3 separate regions of the Homo sapiens genome follow, and all the other regions are linked to region 1. Evidence: chromatin loops called from intact Hi-C (ENCODE). Cell type or tissue: PC-3. All regions are shown on one strand. Each heading gives the region's core, and the rest is flanking DNA. Links, peaks and the distances in the headings are about the cores only.

Region 1 (7,573 bases), core at 1,469-6,468:
CCATCGTGAGAAGGAATGCAAGGATGAGTCAGAAAATAGTGAAAGTATGGCGATTTATTGCAAAACAAATACACTCAAGAAAGTACATATTCAAGAATGGGGAGTGAGGGTGTACTCAAGAGAGAATCCCACAGTGGAGTTTAGGACTGCTACCTTTATGGGTTTCTTTAACCAAGGAGCTGAATATTTATGAAAATCCCTGGAAAAAGGTAGAGGTTTCTCGGAACATGGTGCTACCCACTTTTACACCAAATATGTGTGGTCTCAGAACTCTCATGTCACTGGTCGGTGTGTGATTTGTATGTTAATGGGCATATAGTGAGGTCCCAGGTGAAACCTAGGTAGAATCCACGGCCATGTTGGGTCCAGTCAGTCTTAGCCAACTTGGTCCACACCCTGTTTTTCAGAGTCTTATCAGCCCATAGCCTCTAGTCATGTTAAACTATTGCCTAGAATTTTTATTCTCCTGTGACCACCCTGTACTATTCCTGTCTCAAGAGAACCATTGTATAATTCAGGAACAAACACCAATGGATGAAAGAGGGCCGGAAGGAAAGGAGTGACTATCCAGGCTCAGACTGTGTTCACATATGATGTTGGCCAAGGAGAAAAGGAAAAGATATAGAGAACAGTTTCTGGTCTTTAAAAAAATCTATCGTCCAGTTGAGACCAGGACATAGGACAACAGTGAGGAATGCAGGAGCAATGTTATTTCAAAGCCAAAATAAATCTATTCATTGGAACCCACCAAAGGAAAAAAAAAAGGAGGACTTCAAGGTTTCCCTTTTCATTACATATCTTTAAGACCTAATACTTAAACTCCTTCAAAGCAATTTACTAGGTATTTAAGATATATTTGAATGACAATGAGCTCCAAGGAAATTTAGCACTCATTTACATAATCAAGTAATCTTTTTGTGTTACTCGAAGGAACACAACTTAGAAGGAGTTCCAAGGTGTATGGAGTCACGGAGTGTTAACACTCACCAAGACTGCAGAACTTGCCATTTAGACATTGCAAACAGACAATTTATAAGCTACTTCTAGCCCTCAGGCATTTTTTTTTTGGCTCAAACACTGTTTGTTTTATTTTGTACATCTCATCAACAATTAAAAATAAAGAGATTTTACATAAAAATATCTATTTCTAAGTTCTCTGAAACAATCAGAAGGGTTCCCCGTTGTGGACCAGCATTCCAGAGTATCTGCCATCAGCTAAACCGACTCACAGGTGCCCCCTAGAAGAAAGCACCAAAGGCCTGGCTGCTTTAAGTATTCTGCTTTTTGTAGGCCCACAGCCGGGCAAATCTGCACATTTTACAGGCGAGGAACATCCTGGAAACCAGAGTGACAAGAGACTTGCTCAAAACTGATGGCTTACTAGAGGCCAAAATGGCCCCAACTTAATCTCTCAAACCAGATCTCCTGATTTATTGAACTAGGTCATTCTACAATGTGGTTCACCAAAAAAAAAAAGAAAAATAATTCTATCCCAGGTCTGTTGCTTATCTTTGAGTGACCTTTGGTAAGTCTGCCCAATTTTCCTCATCAACAAAGTTTTAGCATTGCCATGTGCCCTAATGACTTCATAGTGTTGCAGTTATAATAGAATATTATTTTCAAAAATACTCTCTAGAAAAAAAGGAAAACATAGTAATTTGTAGAAAAGCGAAGTTCGCCAGAAGCCCTACCTAATTTTAGGTTCTAGACCTAGTTCCTCCACCAGCTGGTTGTATGACCTTTCACATGTTTCTTAAACTCTGGTTTTCCAATTCAAATATTTTATTTTCCACGATCTTTGCAAGATTAATCTCATTCGTCACCTTGTAAAATGTTTTTCTTGAACTAAAATCTTTATGACTTGGGCCAAACCCAATGTGAATTAAACTAATAGAGAATAAAAATGGACTATTGGGTCAGGTCTACTTTATGCCCTGTCAGAAGCACACTGAGATATTGATAATGCATAGCCATTTGAAACCTCAGTGCCTCCCAGCTTGGCACAAAGAGCAGAGATACAGAGCGGAGCTCAGAGAGGAAAAGTAGAGATATAAATGACTGGAGAAGTGCTTCCAGGGAGCTGAGTCAGCCGAAACAGAGCCTCCTGCTGAGCTCAATGGATCTTTTCTCAGTTGCTTGTAGTGTTGGCTGGAGGCTGCTTGGCAATGCCTGCTGGGAAGACAATTTTTAGTCCATCGATTCATTGAAGCTGGGCAGTCTGCCCCAGCACTTAGGCACTCAGACAAAAATGCCCTTAATCACTGGCAAACCCAGAGATGTAGCAGGAGCCAGTGGCTCCATCAGCACCTCAGGTCTGACCAAAAGAGAAGGGTGGTCTAGAAAGCTCAAGGCGTCAGTCTCAGAATTCATAGGATCTATGGCTTGACTTTTAAAGCCAAAACTCTAAATAATCCCTGATCTTGAGGACAGAAACATTGTAACTCAAGAGCACTGCACTCTTTCTTTTGCCCTCAGTGAAACCAAGAGCAGCTAAGAAGCAGGTTTTTCGGGCTTTACTCACACTGTCCCCTCTGCCAATCTTCCTGATCAACTTAACCCAGGGTGTGCCTCCTCCGGGAAGTTTTCCCTGACCTCCCTCTTTATGTTAGAATCAGCTCCCTGCCCTGACCTTCTTCAGAACCTCCTTTGTTCACCACTATTATATCACCATCACGGCATACTTGTCTGTTTTTTTTTTCTCCATCTCCTCAATAAGATTGATCTCTTCAGACTGAAGACCCTTGTTAACTATTCATCTCTAGCATCTAACATAGTGCTTGGCATATGAAACACCCTTGAATTCTTAAATGTTTATGGAGGAAAAGAGGGAGGGAAGGAAGGGAAAAGGAAGGAAAGAAACTTAGGAGGGTAGGCTGAAGGGACTACTGTGATGAAAGTGAAAGCTGAGGGAGTAAAATGGGACACCTAAGTGGGCTATCAAGGTCCCCAAAAACTGTGCTAACAGCAGACGCAGGTGTCTGAATAGTCAATACAGTTAAAGGAAAAAAATAATCCTGGAACTGAGAAACGAAAGGAGGATCAGGTGAGATCACTAATGTATAAGTAATTTGAAAATTTGAAGTGTCCATAAATACAAAGGATTATTACAATTTCCATGTATTATTGTATTATCACAATCACTATGAAGGAATTAGGACCACTTTCTCTCATCAATTCATGGTTTCTTTCCCTGTCCCAAACCTGAGATTGTATGACTCAAATAGGAAAACATTGAAAAGGATTATCTGTTCCCTGTTTATGAACATGTCTTTATCTTGTAAGTAAAATATCTTCATGAACTGAAAATTCCTGCAACACAGAAATTATATCACATTTAAAAAATAATGATGATGATGCGTTAGACAGACCATTGATGGTCCTCAAAACATTCACTCATGTTGGACTCTTAGGAGAACTTCTGACAGGCCAATCAGCTAGGGCAACCCCAATTTAGATGATCAAACTAAAAATCATTGAGATTAAGTGACTTGATCAAGATTGAGCTTGGTAAGCATCTCAAAGGATCTAAGAACAAAGTAAACGTCCAAAAATATTTACAGAAATGGAGTACCAAAAAGGATCTAAAAGATAAACAAGTCCAACTTCCTACATAGCACAGGAAACCCTTCCGACAAACGGGCACACCTAACAACTAACAAGTCATCTAAACATTCTTTATTTTCCAGAAACAAAACATTTTTCCATTATCCATTCATCTTAGAGGCAGTTTACTTATTGTAAAAAGAGGATAATAATTAGCACATATTTCTTGGTTTATTTTAAGGATGAAAATACATGATGTGTATGAACTACTTAGCAATGGCAATTACCAGCACATAGTGGGTATTCAATAAGTGTTAGCTCTTACAATTTTTATTAGTCTCTTCTTGTGTTTTCTGTGTTTTGTTTTGTTTTGTTTTGTTTTACAGAGCCTCTCCAACCTTTCACATCTTTTTGCTTCAGACTCCATCAGTGTTTCAGGTGAATAGAGTGAAATCTGTTTATGATTCTCTAAATTATCCTTGGTGGAGTAGAAATTGTTGGTCTTAATTTTTCTGTGTATCATAGAGACTTAGAGATGTGATGAATTGACAGCAGCTGAGTCAAAGACAAAGCCTTCTGGGAAAGAAAGATTTTTTTCTTCAGGACTTGAAAGGAGCCTATTTGGCAACTTGCCATCTCAACAGCATGACTGTGTGGCATCCAGCATCCTACAAATATAGATGGAATTCCCATAAAACAAAGTTTTACAGTAACAACTAGCTCATTGCTTAGGAAGCTCTGATTCAAAGAATACTACATTAAGTGTCTTGTTTATGTTAACAAACTTCTTAAGTGAGAAACACCCAGATTGTAGGCAAGACCACTCACTGAAATGTAGAAAGAAATTACTGGAATTTCAACTTATATAGTAATGTAATCTTTTCCATTTGAATTTTTATCTTTATATAGAGTTTTTGTTGTTTGTTTGTTTGTTTGTTTGTTGTTTGAGTTTGGGTCTCACTATGTTGCCCAGATTGGTTTCAAACTCTTGAGCTCAAGTGATTCTTCTGCCTCAGCTTCCCAAAGTGCTAGGATTACAGGTGTGTACCACCACACCCAGCTTTTATATAGGTTTCTAATACATATATCATTAAAGTTGCACATGAATATGGTTTATGAATAAATGTGCATATATTTGAGATCTATGATCACAATTTTTACAGCTACGGTATGTGATCAAGGTTTTCAAATCATTGGTTTATATTAATCCTAAGACTAGAAAGTGTTTAAAGCAGTAGCTAAGTAACAATCTTCACCATTATACATGAGAAAAATAGAAAATATATACCCACTTATAAATTAATATTGTTATTTTCCTCATTTCCTGATTTGATTTTCCTAAAATTAATTTGATTTTGCTAAAATTAATTCAGTTTCCTAGGTCTCTACTCTGTCTTTATAAAAGCAAATTCATATTTACTATGATCAGTGTAAAAAGAGTGGGTGGAATATGCTACCAGCATTCAAAAGAAACATTCCTAAGGGCTAATGGAAAACCACAAATCTGACTGGAGGTCTTGACATCCTTTATAGCAGTAGACCAAATGTTAGCTACATCCGCCAACACTTTCAAAAGTTTTTATGGAACAAACAGAGACAAATACCAAATGCCAAGTAACCAAGTTACAACACCTCACTTCCTTTAGGCAGCACTCTCAGAAGCATGGTTCAATTCTCATTTTCAAGTTTGAGTTAACTCTAGACCCACGCCCTGGCCTCCAAAACTGTAGAAAAAAATATTGCAAAAGATGTCTTCTTCATGTTCCTCAAGGTAGTTAATCTCACCCAGAGAGTGGCAAGTACTTGGAATCTTCCCGATATTTTTTTCTCCTCCAGAGTTTTAGTGATGAAAGGTGTTGGGAGAATATAGAATGCTAAGCCCTACAAATCTTGCTGGAGAGATCTCCTAGAGAAATCAGAATCTTTCAAGATTGTTTTAGAGAAATATGCTACCACTTTGATTCCTTTCTAACAACTCCCCTGTGACCCAGCTGGCCTGACAAACTAAATCATGATACTCTGCAAAACATACCCTTTCACACATGAATGCCCAAGGCAATGTTTCCTAACCGTTCATGAGTCATAAAACCTATGGCAGAAATCATTCTACATGTTCACCAAAACATTTCATTTTTCCCTCTGGGCACCAGGAAAACTATTTTTTTTTTAACTTTTTCTAATCTATATGAGGCTATGTGATGGGTTCTGCCCAGTAAAAGGTGGGCAAAATTGATATCAGCCACTTCCAGGCCATGCCCTTAAAGTGTCCTACAGAATCATCCCCACTCTATGTCTGTTATCATTAGCTGTCTGGATGCAAAGTATCAAAAAAATGACTTTATTTATTTATTTGTGTATCGAGACAAAGTATCACTTTGTCACCCAGGCTGGAATGCTGTAGCGTGATCATGGCTCACTGCAACCTTGACCTCCCGGGCTCAAGCTATCCTCCCACCTCAGCCTCCCAATAGCTGATACCACAGGTGCATGCCACCACTCCAGGCTAATTTTTGTATTTTTTGTGGAGAGGAGGTTTCACCACATTACCTAAGCTGGTCTTGAGCTCCTGGGCTCGAGTGATCTGCCTGTCATGGCCTCCCAAAGTGCTGGATTACAGGCATGAGCCACCATGCCCAGCCCAAATGAAGAACTTGGAGTCCATGGTGAAAGGCAGAACCTTCTCAACTCAACTGAGCTGATCATGAGTGAAAAGCACATCTTTAAGCCACAGAAATTTTGGGAGTTGTTTGTTGTAGCAGCTAGAAAGGTTAATACAAACTTCTTTGAACAAATGATGAAAGATATGTTTGCTCATAACAGAACAATGCAAATTTGTCCATACATACAAAAGCTGGTGTGCAGATTCCAGATGCCCATCTGTGAACCTCATGACATTTTTTTATGAGGAGAAATCCTATAGCCAGTGTCAACACAAAGGTCCCATCTATCTCCAGCAGTGCGTTGAAATTCTTCCACTACCACATCCTTTATTTTGAATATTTTTTATTTTAGGGGTATAATCACAGTATAGTGATTGATTTGGTAGTTTCCCTCTTATTAGACCCTAAATAATTTGAAACCCATGTTACCTTTTGGTCCACAGTTTTCAGAAGAAACATGGACAGGTGAGTGAAGCATAGTAGGCAGTGGTCCTAGGTGCCCGTGGAGTCCAGTAATGTAGAAATTCTTTCCTTCCCCTGGAAGAAACTGACTGAGCTGTTAGTATTGCATTGGCTCTTCAGGACTGAGGGTAGCTATGAACTACGAATTTTAACCAACGAGATTTTCTAACTTCAACCGTACCAATAAAACATCATTTTCAATATGGTTCCTTTATCTATCCCTCTTTTATGTTTCCAGACATGAATGGTTTTTAGGAAGTTGTAGCTGATATGGAGAAACAACTAAAAAGCCACCAAGCTCTTACCACTCCTATTACAACCACGCTCTAACATTGATGCTAGCTGTAGCCATACTCACCCCTTACACCACTCTCCCTTCCCCCCACTTCACCCAGCTTGTATTACCACTAATGTTTGTGTTGCCATTTCTCTTGTTCCCCTGGCACCTCCAGTTAATAATGGCACCTGGTAGTAAAGGTACTATTACTAGCAATGGCATGCATTTGGCACAGTTTTAAAAGAGATTTGTAGGATGCGGTCTTGAAATTTTCCGAATGTATAATTTTATTTAAATGATTTGTAGAAATGAATCTGTGTTTACTTCTATATATGCTAGTTTATGAATAATTTAATTATTTACCGGTAATCTGAGTGGCTTTCTTAACCCGCAAACGCAATGGGGCACTACAGACAACCTCACAGTTAGAACTCAGTCGTCATGGCTAGGAGCCCAGGCTTTTCCAGAGTTCCCCTCCCTCAAGTCATTCTTGGAATCACTAAAGAGGCTTATCTATGTCGAGAATCCACCAGCCAGATCAAGATCATCCACAGCCTTCAGGCCCCAGTGGCTCCCCAGAGTGGCCTCTCTGAGTTGGATGAGGCTCTGGCGCCTGATGCTGCCGGAGGAC
Region 2 (7,573 bases), core at 1,571-6,570, 65 kb before region 1:
CCAAGGAATGCCAAAGATTACCAGCAAACCATCAAAAGCTAAGAGAGGGATGAAACAGATTCTCTGTCACAGCCTCAGAAGGAACCAACCCTGCTGGCACTTTGATGTTGGACTTCTGAATCCTAGAACTGTGAGGCAACACATTCCTGTTGCTCATGCCATCCAGTATGGCACTTTTGTTATAGCAGCCCTAATACAGACAAAGATACTAATTAATTAAAACCATAAACCTCTAATAACATGAGCATATATCATAGAGCTCTTTCAAGATTATTTCCCCAAGTCAAGAAAGACATAGGGCAGAGATTTTTGTTTTAAATGAGCTGATGGAAGTGATGGGACTTACTCTCAGCTTACACTCAAAGGCAATAAAAAAAGCTGAGTCTAGAAAGGTGTTTCAGAACTGACTTTCTGCAGATTCTGTGACAATAGTCCCTGGCCTATATTGGTGAAAAGAACTGGAAAGGAGAAGAAGACTATGACTCCTAGATAGTCTCTGTTCTCTCCTGTCTGTTTCACCAGGTTAGCAATGCATCTTCAACAATAAAATGTTGAAGGAGATGGGTGCTATAAACTCAGATCAGAGTGGGAGTGTGGGAGTAGAAATAACAATGACAATAATAACATCTTTGCTTCCATAAAGTTTTCCCATTATCTATCTCTTTGAACTTTACCTACAAATACATGAGATAGTAGCCCACTTATTATTATCCATTTTTGCAGAAAGGGAAGCTGAGACTCTAAGAAGTAAAATGAATTATTCAATCAGTTCAGGCCACAGCTCGGCCAATGCTCTTTCTAGGAAACCATGCTTGAAGAAAATGCTTTCCATGGAGAATTTGTGTAAGAACATAGTTACAAAAATAAAAAAGGAGCCATTAAACTTCATTAAATTCCTGAGGGTTCTGAATCCTTGCTGCTTGACTGATGCAAGCACATGTAGGAAGGTGGCCTGGGAAGGGATGGTGGAGTGAACGAACTGAGAGACCCCTGAGGAATACAAGGACTCCCTTCACTGTTTGAAAAGTAGTAGAATAGAGCTTCCAATGTGCCCTCTGGATCTAGTATACATGAATAAACTCAAGAGAGGGCCACACCAGGCCTGCTGGCATTGGTCTACCCAAGCAGAGCTCCTGGGACTATGTGGCCACAGCCTCTGCACACAAGGCTCTAACCTACCATTTGATGGCAGCAGCCCAGGGTTAAACCTCTGCAAACAAGGGATTGATTGCATCACTGCAACCTCAAAAGGCAGAAAATCTTCCAGCTTCTCCAAACTTCCTTAGAAATCCCTTATTGATTCGTCACCTGGGTATTTATATAGTCTTTCGAAAATCTTTCATATATTCAATGCATTTCCTCTCTAGAAATAAGAACATAAGATTACTTCCCTAATTTTTGTGTTTCATAGAAAGGGGAGGCATTAGTACCTTCTTCCTTTGTAGGCTTGTCTGAGAACTCCATGAAATCAGGGATGCGAAGGGGATGGTGTAGAGTAGAATGTTTCTAATTTGTTCCCACTTCCATTCCCATTCATGCAGTAATCTAAGTCAAAATAATTACAAATAGCTCCTGACCTAAGTTGACTGCACTGAGAATAGAAAGAAGCAAAAAGAAAAGAGGCATTAAGGTGAATAGGTAGTTATGAAGTAGTCATTAGTGGAATGACTACTGATCTATCCTAAACTTGCCTCACTGTGTCTCATGATCTCAAAGTGATTCCTCTACTCCTCATATTCCACATGTCATGGACAAGACCTCCTTCTCCATCCCCTGAATGAGTTTCTGATTTGTATCCGGTTTCTCCAAAGTCTTCCTCTTCAAACTCCCATTCCATCTCATAGTCACATAGTCTTTCTTTTCCATGGGTTCACTCACTAATTAAATTTTAAGCATTTTCTTTATGCAAGTTGCTGGCCAATTACCAGTGACACAAAGATGAACAAAGCACTGTTCATGTCCTCACAGAGTTCACTGTCTAGGGGCAGAATTGCAGTCGAGTGGGAGAGTGAGTTGGACTGAGCTCTGCTGACCAGAATGTAATGTGGGATATGGTAGAACAAGCAGAGCATGTGGGTTTTGCTCACAAGAGGGCCCCTGTGTTGATCAGAGTTCTTTGCAAACAGCATAAGTAAGTTCTGGCTTACTTAGACCCAAAGAGGGAGAGGTTGGATTATTTGAATGGCTGAAAGAAGCCTCAGGAGATCCAAAACAGGCCTCAGAAAACTAGGAGCAAAGTCTGTTTCTGAGATCCAAAAAGCAAGAATTATTAGAACAAGGTCCAATCATGTCTGGTTCCACGTGCCATTTCAAGACAAATACCAAAGAGAGGGCCCTGGCTGCTCAACCTCTGTCCTAGGCTGACTCCTTTTCCAAGAAGACCAACTCACCTTACAGATACCCTGTTCAGACTGCTTCTATTAGGGAATAGGCAGTTCCTCAAAAACAAAAACATCAAGGTAATGACACGAAATCAAGGTGGCTCTCAGGTAGAGCAAATAACAGATATCTATAATAACAGTGAGAATATAGAGGGAGGAGGCCAGGCATGGTGGCTTATGCCTGTAATTCCAGCACTTTGGGAGGCCAAGGTGGGTGGATTGCTTGAGTCCAGGAGTTTGAGACCAGCCTGGGCAGCATGATGAAACCTCATCTCTACTAAAAGCACAAAAATTAACTGGGCATGGAGGTGCACTCCTGTAATCCCAGCTACTTGGGAGGCTGAGGCACAAGAATTGCTTGAACTGCAGAGGTGGAGGTTGCACTCTGAGATTGTGCCACTGCACTCCAGCCTGGGCAACAGAGCAAGACTCTGTCTCAAAAAAAAATTTTATATGTATATGTACATATATATGTGTGTGTGTGTGTGTGTGTGTATATATATATAGAGAGAGAGAGAGAGAGACAGAGAGAGACAGAGAGAGAGAGAGAGAAGATGGGGAAGACTCCTGGGAGGAAATGAACAAGAACAAAAATGTTAACAAAAAGCAAGAGTTAGTGGTGTGAGTATAAGAGAAAGAGGAAGAAAAAGGAAGTCCTGAGGATAGTAAATAGAGATGCTTTGGGACGTGGCACCAAGGTGGGAAAGGAATAGGAGCCAGATTGTAGAAGGAACCCATGGAACGGCAAGGGTGTGGGAAAGATGACAAGAGGAAACACAGAAAAACGGAATACAAGACTCAGTGTGGCAGCAATGTAAAGGGGCACATCATGAGGCAGTGAGGTTCTAAGTGTAGAATGGTGCACAGTGCTTAGCACGTGATTAATGCTTAAAGAGCATTAATTTCATTATCAGTATAATCACAGAAAGGGGAGGCATAACTACCTTCTTCCTTTGTAGACTTGTCTGAGAACTCCATGAAATCAGGGATGTGAAGGGGATGGTGTAGAGTAGAATGTTTCTAATTTGTTCCCCACTTCCGTTCCCAGTCATGCAGTAATCTAAGTCAAAATAATTACAAATAGCTCCTGACCTAAGTTGACTGCACTGAGAATAGAAAGAAGCAAAAAGAAAAGAGGCATTAAGGTAAACAGGTAGTTATGAAGTATAAAGAAAGAGTCTTAAAACCTTGCCAGGTGTCTGATGTAAGAGATTAGGTAGATATTGGCATTATTCTTCAAGATGGGAAAGGTGGGTTTTGAGGGAAAGAGGAAGTGTTTGGTTTGGTGATGTTGAGCGTTAACTATGTCAACTATGGCTTCATGTTGGGTTTGGGTGGCAAAAGACATTCCACGGGTGGTAGAACTGCTGACACTGGCCTTCCCATGCCTTGACATTGTATATGTGACCCGAATGGCCAGAGCAGGAGTTTTTGTTCTGGGGCACTGAGTTTTGGACTGACGATGGGTACCAAGTCTTCTGACCTGCTCTGATATAAACTAGCTTACTCTTTTCTTCAAATCCTTTATCCACACTATCCTTCCTAAGGCATGTTCTCTTTATTTAAATCCCTGTGAAAATCTCCCATCTGAGGATGTCCCTACTAAAGTATTTTCAAAAGGAAAGAGAGAGGAAGCAATTAAAACAGCAACAACGAACAAGCCCTCAAGGAATTTTTAATGCCTGGAAAGCATTTCCTCCTGAACACCTGGGGTTTCTGGGATAGATAGTTTCCAAGTCTCCTAAAACTAGTCAGAAGGACCTAAATCCTTCTGTGGCTTACAGAGTCCAGTCCAGTCTTGGCACTCCACACACAATGATGAATCATAAAGAATGGAGGAGTTGAATTGGAACTGTTACTGAGCCCAAAGAGTAATTTTTTTCTTACTTATGATGTATTTCAGATCTCACAACATCTGCTTGTTTAAATTTCAGCTGGGGAATTTGGGGGGATGTTAAAAGACTTCTGGATTTCTTATAATAGAAATGAATGTTTCCCTGTGCATTCTAACTTTTCTCCTGGTGAATTTTATATCTCCTTAATCTCCTGATAAGCTTGTGCCACATGCATTACATGCTTTATTTGGAATAGAGTGCCCCCTAGGCTGGATGATTTCCCTGAAGGCACACAACGATTGCACGGGTTCGAAGGAGTTAGACACTGGTGCTCTTGACCCTTAGTGCAGTTTCCTTCCCATGCATCTCTTCCATGAGTTTGCTGAGATCCTTCCCTTCCCTAAGAGCAGGCACTCACCAGAGCATACACCATGTTAACAGGCAGTGCAATCAGTGAGGAGGCTCTTAACATCCACCTGCTCACTTGTCCAGAGAATATACTGAACAGCTCAGGCAGCACTGATTACAAAGGTCAGTAGTCGACATGTGGCTAGAGAGCTTAGTGGAGCAATAATCAGGTGCAGGCTCTTTCCTTCCTCTTAGAGTTTTTCAATTTGATAGGGTAACATGCTCAAGGATGTGAGGTGACCTCTGGGAGCACTGCAGCTTTGTGTTCATGATACTCATCTTTAAAAGTGTCTGTGACCCAGAGATATATCAAGTGATGAAATGAGAGAGGTTTTGCATCCTGCTCGTATGTGACAACCTGAACCTGGAGGACATAAGGCTAAGTGAAATAAGCCAGCCACCACCGAAGGACAAATACTACATGGTTCTCCTTATATGAGATATCTAAAATCAAACTCATAGAAACAGAGTTAAATGGTAGTTTCCAGGAATTAGAAGTAGGGAGAAATGGGAGTTGTTGCTCAATGGATATATAGTTTCCATATATAGTTTATGGAAGATGAAGAAGTTGTAGAGATCTGCTGTACAATATTGTGACTAAAGTTAACAATACTATACTGTGCACTTAAAATTTTGTCAAAGGAGTAGATCTTCTGTTAAATCCTCTTACTACAATTTATGTGTGTGTGTGTGTGTGTGTACGTATATATATGAAGATACTAGGGACAAAAGTAAAGCAGTGTCAATCACTTACATTTATAAATAAACTTAGACCTAGGAAAATGAAGCCACTTGCCACAAGCCACAGAACTAATCAGTAGCAGGTTTGGTAGAAGAATGCAAACCTCTTAACTCCCAGTCCCGTAATGTTTCTACACATTGAATAGCATATAATTGCAAAGAATACACCAAAGTAACTGTGTTAATTTCTCACTAGTCACGTCAGCAGGAAAACTCAGGTTTAACAAATAACAAATTGGAAACAGCCCTCAAGGCACCACTCCAAAGCTGGTCTGCCAGTTTAGGAGCCTGTGATCCCAAGTTGTGAGTCAGAGCCATTCCAATGAGTCACATTGCAATGCTGGCCCCCTGGGCATCTCACTGTATTTGTAGGAGCAATTCCAAATAAGCAGACAGATGGGCTCCATGCAGACCATAAGCCAGAAAGCCTGCTCCTGTATGCTTGCCTGGGGATGCTGAAAGTGGTTACCTGTCATGAGTGATATATATATATATATATATATATTCCTTCTACTCACCTGTACCTGCTACAGAAGAAGTCAGATTAGGTAATTTCCTACCCTAGAGCGACTTGAGCAGTAGGTATCTTGCTCCAAGATATCCCCACTAGTGTCAATTCAAAGTTTCTAAAATTTTAAACTTAAAAAAGTATTTATTACTGTGATTCTTAAAAGCCCTTTTGTATTTTAAGAACCACCTTATTTACATTTAATAAAATGTAAAGAATAAAATGTAAATCTTTGGGCAAGGGAAATGAGATTAACTTAGGAGACCACTCGTTACTAGGAAACATGAGAAAGAAAAAGGGGAATATGGAAGTATCAGAATTCAAATTAATATGCTTCATCTGTCATTAACTTTTTCTGAGCACTTAATATATATCAGGCCTGAGCTAGGTGCTGGAAGGACAAAGATGAATAAGGTGTGGTCTCTGTTCTCAAGTTCAAGAGTCTCTTAGACAAGCAAAGGAAAGAAATGTGAATAATCGCAACATTATGCAATGAAGTGTTTTAATGGTGATATTAAAAGTGTTTTAATTATGAAAAAACAGATGAGGGCTACATGAAAATTTCCAAAAAATAGATTATATTTGCCGAGGAAGTGATGGTCAGACTATTTATAAATAAGGAGAAGCTCATCATGAAACAAAGAAGGCATTTGAAGCTGAAGAAGCAATATGCACAAAGGCACAGAAACAAAATAGATACTTTACCCTCTGGAATAACAAGCAATTTGGAATAAATATAATGGTGACATCACACACATCCATTTTTAGGGTGACTAGCCATTCCAGTTTGGCTTGGTCTAAGGTGAGTCCTGGGGCACGGGACTTTTAATGCTAAAACCAGGAAAATCCTGAGTAAACTGAAATGAGTTGGTCACCCCATAGATGGCCATGAGGAGAAAGATGTTTATGTTTGGGAAAAAGTAGCAAAGCAAATTGCATAGTAGAAACCATACTGAACCAGGAGTTAGAAGCCCTGAAGGTGAACTTGGCTTTGTCATTACAAGGAGTCTTCTTGGAATCACTTTTCTAATGGCTACTTGGGCAAGGAAGCTCTGGTATAATTTCAAGCTCAATAGCTCCATCATTCTAAATGTCTTGGGACATTTAGAGCAAAGAGCAAAGTGAGGTAGAATCACCTGCCTGAACAACAGATCATTCCATAGAACAGTAATTCCAAGAGTACATGTCTTTCATGCACAAGTTATCTGAAGCCTTCCCCAAAAGCAAAAAGAGCCTCAGGAGCTAGAAATCTGAGAGACTACCTACTGCTACGTGATAACCCATGGAAGCCATAAATATGAGTGTATTAATGCCTTATTCAAAATTAGCCACTTTCAGGCACAAGTCACTGGTTTGTGGCTAGGCATCAAAATGATTAAAAAACAATCAGTGTCTGTTTATCATTACTATATAGATATATTTTACATTGTAATGATCTGGAGCTGCCAATCTCAGTTGCACTGTGGCTTATCACAGACTTTCTTATTCATTCATTCAGTCAATGGATTATAATAATAATTCTTTAGTAGAGGAAAAAAAGTATGTGATACTTGAACTATCACTTCACTGAGGTGATTACATAATTTAGATGAGTACCTCTTAGAATTACTAAAGTAGACCAAAAACTAGAATTACTTTTGTAATTGTTCTAGACCAAAGCAAGAATTACCGAACATGCTTCAGACTTCCAACTGCACAGA
Region 3 (7,573 bases), core at 1,114-6,113, 80 kb before region 1:
TGGAATGTCAGTCTCCTTGACTTTACAATTCTTATATTCTTTTGGCAATTATTCTTTCTAGGTTGCCCTAGGGGGATGTCCAGAAGTGATTAGGTAAAAGCAAAAGTAACTAAAGAGAAGGACTTAGGCTAATAGTACACATCTATCAAGAAGGATTAGAACTGACCATGAGAAGAGACAACTTGAATTTCAAAGATGACCTGGAAAAAGAGATCTCAGTAGAGTTGTGGTAATGAATATGAGACAGTAAGTGTTTGTAAAAGGGTGGGATGAAAGTTGGGTCTGTAAAAGCAGATAGTTTCTTGAGAACATGAAGAGAAAGCAATAGCAGGAAGGGGCAATAGGTGTGGGAGAAAGCTGTACATATGTAGTTATTACAAAACATGACAATTAGAACCAAACGGCCTAGATTCACATCTCAGAGCCATTATATCCCACCAGTTCCCCGACCTTAGGCATTCAAATATTACCTCTCCCTGCCTCCATTTCTTCGTCTCTAAAATGCAGCTAATAGTATCTGTCCCAGTGACGATTAAACGAGTCTGTACATCTAAAGCACTTCTGAGAGAGCCAGTAAATCAGTAAGACATCAGCAAGCATTAGTTCCAAAGGGTAATTTCCTTCTTTTTTCCACATTATGAAAGACAAAAGCTTATTTAAAGACATATGTTTTTAAATAAGAAGATAAGTTTTAAAATGGAAAAGAGAGAAGAAAATCTAGCAGAGGTAGATCTGTGAGACAGGGAGAGGACAATACGTACCAGGATTTATAAGCTTGGCCTTTCACACAGAGATGACTCGTTGGGCAGGGAGGAAAGCAGCTCAGAGAATATTTCCATAATTCTTCAGTGAACAGGAGGATGTGATGAACAAGTTGTACTGAGCAATCCACGTGTTGTTCTGCACTGGGAGAGGGAGAAGGGGACTGTCTAGGGGCTGAACTGCAGAGAGAAGGATTTTTACGAACTTTGCTGGGATATGTAGTAACCACTTTGGTCTCATCCCAAGTAAGAGAGACTTTGCTGCTGATCTTACTCCTGGACCAGACATCTTTTCAGCATTTAGGTCCTCCCCAGTCCATAAATGCAATAGGCATGCCAACTCATCAGATCCAGAAAATGAGCTGCCATAACTTGACACTTGTCCCTTTTTGTCAAATGTATAGTACACACTGTGTAGTTAACAGAGGGAGAGGATAAGGGGTAAGTTTTAAACATACATTTACATGGCTTTACTTTCTAGAAAATGTCTCACATAATTTTTATTTAAAACCTATGGGGCTTTCCTCAATGTGGTTTGGAAACACTTATGCATCCCTGATAGGTATGTATGTTGGAGAATTACATCACATTACACACAGATGTATCCTTTGTCTGCTCTGGGGCCATCCCACCAAGGAACCATGCCAAGAAACTTCTGAGAAGCAGACAGGCCATGGGCCTTTAAAGGAGGGGTGCTGTTTCCTCTTGTTCATTCCTAGTCCACAAGTTAGACTCAAGTCTTCTGTGGGTCTTGGGACCATTTCAGTTCCCAATGTCAGCGTCTTAGCCACCACTCATTCTTCTGTAGAGAGGGGCTGCTGAAATGATGGAAATCCAAAAACACTAAAAACAATGCCTTATGAGTGAGAAAACTTATAACCTCTTAGCAAGCTTTGGCATCTCTCTATCTCATTTCCTTCTAACAATAATCCAGCTGGTTGGGAGAGATAGATATCATAAGCCCCATTTTATAAATAAATAACTGAGGCACAGAAACTCATAAGTAAATCCTCTCATGATTTCCATCATGCTTTATCACAATCCCTGTGAACTCAGTTTCTACTTCTACAATCAAAACACAACAGGAAAATTCACTACCTACTAAAATATCTTGACAACTATACAGGCAGGGATTGTAACTGAATAATCTCTGTATTCTCAGCATCTAACCCAATACCTGGCATGGGATACTCACTCGATGAGATATCAAATATCTAAATATATCAAACTAAACCGAATGAAGTACTATATTATCTACTTCCTTGAGCTGTTCTTGTTATTCTCACCTTTGCTGAAATGAACAGACTCAATTTCACTGTATTATATAAACCCAAGGGCTACCAAGAGAAATATTGACCCAACAGTAATAATAGGTAACTTTATTTCAAAAACTTATTCATTCCCTGACTAAGTCTACAACTATTTCTCTAAGGATGGGTAAAATACACAGAATATATTCCCTTTACAGATTTCCCCAAGAATAGGAATCATGTCATCTACTTCTTTCTGTATCTCAACACATTGCACAAACTTCTGCAAATATTTAGGACAAAAGAAGTTTCAGACAACTGTATTTGGGATTCTGAACACTATTCTCCTAATGATATAGAATTCAATCAAATCATAAAACTATAAATAATTTCTGGGCAAAGAAAATGAGCACGGTTTTGCACTGCGTTCTATATGAGATACAAGATCTTTATACAAAGTATTTTCTCTCGGTGTGCTTACTTGTTAAATCATGTTAAAAAATAAAAGATGAAAAAATAAGTACAGGTATGGCTTAAAAAGATTATAGGAGTTCAGGAAAAAAAGATTCACATAGTACATTAGTCAGGTCTTCATTGAAAAGGTGAAGCTTGAGACTCATCAAAAAGGATGCTACATCAAGGCTATTGCCCTCAAGCTACATTCCTTATCAGCCATCTGCAGCCTGGAGGTGTACATCCCCTGATTGAGGTGATAAGCCTGGGCTTATATGATGGCAGATAGGATTGTTTTGCACAACATAGCTCCATCTTCAGATTTCTTATTTGGTGGTAAATTTCTGCTTTTGTTTGCATTTTTGTTTTGTGAAAACCCTCCATCAACATCACCATCTGAGTCCGATAATCAAGATATAAAAAGGAAATGATTTTAAATATATGAAGATTTAATTAAGAGCACCCAAGCCTGTCAAGGTGAAAGTGACCACAGAAAGTGATTAGGAGGGCCATAGTGACACAAACTCAAAAAAGCCTATCACATACTCACACAAAAACTACACAGACCCATGGCATCCAGACACACAAACTCACACACACAAACCAATGCATGCATATAAATACTCCAAAGCCAACCTGTTTGCCATTCTTGTGCAAGGTGGGAAACTGCAATATCCCCTAAAAAGTTAATGTTTCTCATTAGAAAATCTCTTATTTCACTTCAACCTAGTTTCAGATTTTTGTCTCTAAGGTCACTAAGGGTCTCAGCTTAAAGTCATTTCTCCAATTGTTTGTGGCATCTTTTTTTTTTTATTCTTCCCCCTCTTCCTATTAGCAGTCAATTAACTGTAAATTAGAAAATATTGTTACATTTGAATTATTTTGAGCAAATGCAAACACACTATAGAGATTGACAATTCACCCATAATTATCACATTAAACATTTTTTTTGCAAATTTCAGAGCTACAAAAGTACTAATTAGGGAGATTTGATGTTTTTAGTGATCTCAGGTATTTAAGGGAACAACACATGCATATGGGGCTGTAGATACTCTAATTCTTTCTTGGTTCTCTCAGTTATAAAAGCTTAACCTTTATAATAAGTTCTCCTTTTAACCATAAACTTGAGAAACAGAAGAAAATCCACTACTAGGAACATCCTTCACCACCACACAAGCTCAGTTTCCAGGGGCCAAAACAAAAGGCACATTATATATCTTCAGCTGCATGGCCCAAAGGTACCTGACTGGAACTGGGAGCCCCTCCAGCCCAGTCAGAAGGAAAATATTACCCTTCTATTTAACAAGGCAGTGCTGAAGGATTAATCATTAAATAAATAGCAACAAGCCAGGAGATTTACAGGAGGGACAGAACCCCACCCGGTGTTCTCAATTTTTCTGGGATTCAGGATGGAAATTATTACAAGAATAGTTTGGAAGGGGCTTCACTAACAATCACCTTCCAAGGCAAGATGGAACAATGCGTGCAACCTCAAGTAGGACCCAGACAAGAGGGAAGTTCATCACCCAAGCCCTCTGGGGAGCATAGGTTCCTTTTGTCTAACAGCTGGCATCCATGCACAGGATTGATCAAACCTGGAGAATGTGCAAAGCCTGGCCATGTGTTGCTGTGTGACTTTAAGCAAGTCATTTAACCTTTTTGGACTTTGTCTTTCTCAATTTGAAGCGGATATGCTACCCATATTATAAAGTACACCATAACTAGTCATACATAGGAAATAAAAATCTTGTCACTTGGGTTGTTTATGTCTCTTCAGGCCTCCCTCCTACAAGGACAGATCCAAATAAGTCCTGACTCTCTTTAGAAAAAATATTTCTGTAATCTGAGCCAGGAGACCAGAAGCATTTGTCTCAACAAAATGGGGCATATGCCTTCTCTTAGAAAGTAGATCACAATTCTAAGAATGCTTCATGAATGACCTCACCTTTGGGTTGTAACATGTTTGGTCTATTCTATGTGACTAGATGGTGTTGAAAAGATATAGACATTTCATGAAATATGTTATCTCAAAAGTACATCCCTATTAAAAGAGATTGAACAAGAGTCTTTATCTGTGATTAGATTTATTCTGTCTCCTGTTATAATTTGTATGTATGAACTCAACAAAAAATATTTACCAGACATCTAAAGTGTGCTAAAACCAGTGTTCAATGTTCAATAAAATGTAAGAAAATGATGGGACACAATCTCTGTATATATGGCAATTCATAATACAGTCAGGATATAGTAAGAAGAGAAAAAGATAGCACAAATAAAATATGTAAATAAAAATATAAGCAGCATTTGGAAGGAGACATGAAAGCTTCATTTCCACTGTAGCTGGGACAGACCTGTGATGTTGTTTTCCTGAGTCCAGGGTGACCTGGCAGGAAAGGGCAGTGATGATAGCTCCTGGGTGGTGGCACCCTGGTATTGTGCTAGGGGCCAAGCTGCCAAAGAGCATCACTTGGGGTGTCAAGCAGGTAGTAAAGTAGATTTAGACATGTACAGGGACTCATTTCCTCAAGAATGCATTGGAAGGTCAGGTGAGCCAAGCCACAGACTATGGCTTGATCTGCAATCCCAGGCTTCAATCCTGTGCTCCAGATCAGAGAAGGCCTGATGGAGAGTTATCACAAGGGGTCCTTGCTATGAAGTACCCATCAAGAGGACTTCTCACTGTTTTTGAAAGTTTCTGAGGTCTCCTTTGCACAATGTCAACTGTTTAATGTGTAACTAAATTGCCATAGCATGGTGAAAGACAATATCTTTAATGGTACGCGGGTACAGCACAGCCCATAACAATATCATCCCTATGAGCATCAGAAAAAGAAAGGGGTAGGTGTTCTCTGTCACTGAGAAACTCTACTTCAGGTTTATGAAAGGGGCACTATAGTAGTCCCAAACTCTGTACAATCTACATCATGGCAGGGATGATAAATGATAATTCTCCAGGATTGGAGAAAAAAGAAAGAGGACAGATTGTGCTGAAGGGTCTGATCTCAAAGGGCAGACCAATAAGAATCCACTTTAGTTGACTCTCCCTCCATGCTCAACCTCTATGCTTTGGACAAGAATAGCCTCATTTTTTCTATCCTCATGGACTTCGGTGTCTCCATTTCCTCCCTCTTTTGACTCTGCTTGTTGTGAGAGCAAAGAATCTTCCTGAATGGGGTGGATGGTATGGGAAAGAAACCAAGCATTGTTGATTAGGGATTTTCATGATGATTAACAAAACAACAACAAAAATCAAACAAAGGAAATTCAAGGAAGTTGTTATATGAATATTATTATATGAATGACAGAATGTGATTAAGTGTTCAATGAGAAGATTAAATAATGCGTTTTCTGTATGTTTATTGTGGCACTATTCACAATAGCAAAGGCTTGGAACCAACCCAAATGTCCATCAATGATAGACTACATTAAGAAGATGTGGCACATATACACCGTGGAATACTATGCAGCCATAAAAAAGGATGAGTTCATGTCCTTTGTGGGGACATGGATGAAGCTGGAAACCATCATTCTCAGCAAACTATTGCAAGGACAAAAAACCAGACATCACATGTTCTCACTTATAGGTGGGAATTGAACAATGAGAACACTTGGACACAGGAACGGGAACATCACACACCGGGGCCTGTCATGGGGTGGGGGCAGGGGGGAAGGATAGCATTAGGAGATATACCTAATGTAAATGACGAGTTAATGGGTGCAGCACACCAACATGGTGCATATATACATATGTAACAAACCTGCACATTGTGCACATGTACCCTAGAACTTAAAGTATAAAAAAAAATTACCAAAAAAAAAAAATAATAATGCGTGTTCAAAGGTGTCCCAAAAATGCAATAGCGACATGATCTGGAATCAAAAGATAAAGTTCCATAGAGGAAAAGAAAGACGAAAATGCAGTTTTGAAGGATGAGAAAGAGTATAATAAATTGAGAGCATGATAGCATGTATGAGGACATTTCCAGCGAGGAGAACAGTTTTCCAGCTTAAGCAAAGCTGTAAAGATGGAATGAGTTTCATGTTTGTCAGAGAATAGTAGCCAAAATGATCTCCTTTCTTTCAGGGTATAATCTTTTGGGGTACAGTCTCTGATTTCTGGACTCCAGCCTTCTGACTCCTTTCCCTCTTGTCTTGTTCCCTCTCCCATATCCATGTCATGCTTGCAGGGAGGCTTCCTAGAATACTTAAACCAGGATGGCCCTTTTATGCTTGTATGTAACAGTCATCATATACTCCTCCAAGATTCACTTAAAAAATCTGTCCTAAACCTTATGCTAAACCTTATGTCTGCCATTTCTACAGGCATATATCCCAAAAAGTGCCTAGCACAGAGTAAATTTTAAATTAATTAAATGATTATCAGATTCTTGAGAATGAGATCTGGCTTCAAGGAGTAACATTACTGATACAAGATGAAATAACATGGTTCAAGCTCTCCATTCAGGACCTAGTGTTGGTAAGAAAAGGCTTGCATAAAAGGAATGACAAGGTAATGTTATGAAGAGTTTAATAGACACATATGTTGCTATCAAAAGCATGAAAGGGGGCATCAACACTGCTGGGAGGGTCAGGGCAGGCTTCACAGAGGAGGTGAGCTCTTTGCTGAATCTTAAAGGATAGGGGGAGGACTCACTCTTTAGCTAGCAGAGAGTAAAGCAGAGGATTTGAAATATGAGTAGTGTAGGGAGCAGTAGATTAAATTGGAGCTTAGAGATGCTTTGAATTTCAACCTTTGTTTTATCTACAGAGAGTCACAGCCGGAGCATATTGTCACAAGTTGAAGTCTAAATTGCTTTAGATCACAGGTTCCCAAAGGGTAAGTCCATGTCTTTGGTGTATTCTCTCAGAACTTCATGCCTCCTGCACGGTGGGTGTTCAAATAAATATTTAATAATAATGAGGTGATTAATTGAGGGCACTCATGTTCCATATGCACGGGTAGAGCCCTCTTTTCACTTTAATTACTATTGCTTTAATCATCATTAAATGCGTTTCTTAGATAGCAATTTGGTTCATGTTTAAACGTTCTGGCTGCCTAAGTTTCTAGCCCTAAGGTAAATAGTAGTATCAGAGAATAACCCTGTTCTT

The links. Peaks named below come from ENCODE experiments on the same cell type or tissue, not always from the same donor. Only the 100,000 strongest peaks of a DNase experiment are listed, where the experiment ranks them.
Region 2: a loop joins it to region 1, with 10 times the contacts of the local background. A loop is called at or near these places in 4 of 110 quality-filtered maps.
Region 3: a loop joins it to region 1, with 7 times the contacts of the local background. A loop is called at or near these places in 3 of 110 quality-filtered maps.

Annotation. Positions count from the first base shown.
Region 1 is chr18:44,597,458-44,605,030 of GRCh38, forward strand. No RefSeq gene overlaps it. Among named protein-coding and RNA genes, the nearest start is that of LINC01601, 69 kb to the left of the region's middle. In PC-3, for the core only: no CTCF peak of the experiment used is centred there; DNase peaks (open chromatin) are centred at 4,174, 5,094 and 5,584; H3K4me3 peaks cover 363 bases; H3K27ac peaks cover 2,093 bases.
Region 2 is chr18:44,532,075-44,539,647 of GRCh38, forward strand. The region is part of intron 1 of LINC01601 (long intergenic non-protein coding RNA 1601); the gene reads left to right. Among named protein-coding and RNA genes, the nearest start is that of LINC01601, 4.1 kb to the left of the region's middle. In PC-3, for the core only: CTCF peaks have their summits at 4,487 and 4,692; a DNase peak (open chromatin) is centred at 5,687; H3K27ac peaks cover 538 bases.
Region 3 is chr18:44,517,464-44,525,036 of GRCh38, forward strand. LINC01478 (long intergenic non-protein coding RNA 1478) reads right to left here. Exons shown (of 5, transcript NR_110792.1): 2 at 762-905. It also overlaps the pseudogene MLECP1. Among named protein-coding and RNA genes, the nearest start is that of LINC01478, 10 kb to the right of the region's middle. In PC-3, for the core only: no CTCF peak of the experiment used is centred there; a DNase peak (open chromatin) is centred at 3,738; H3K4me3 peaks cover 362 bases; H3K27ac peaks cover 2,079 bases.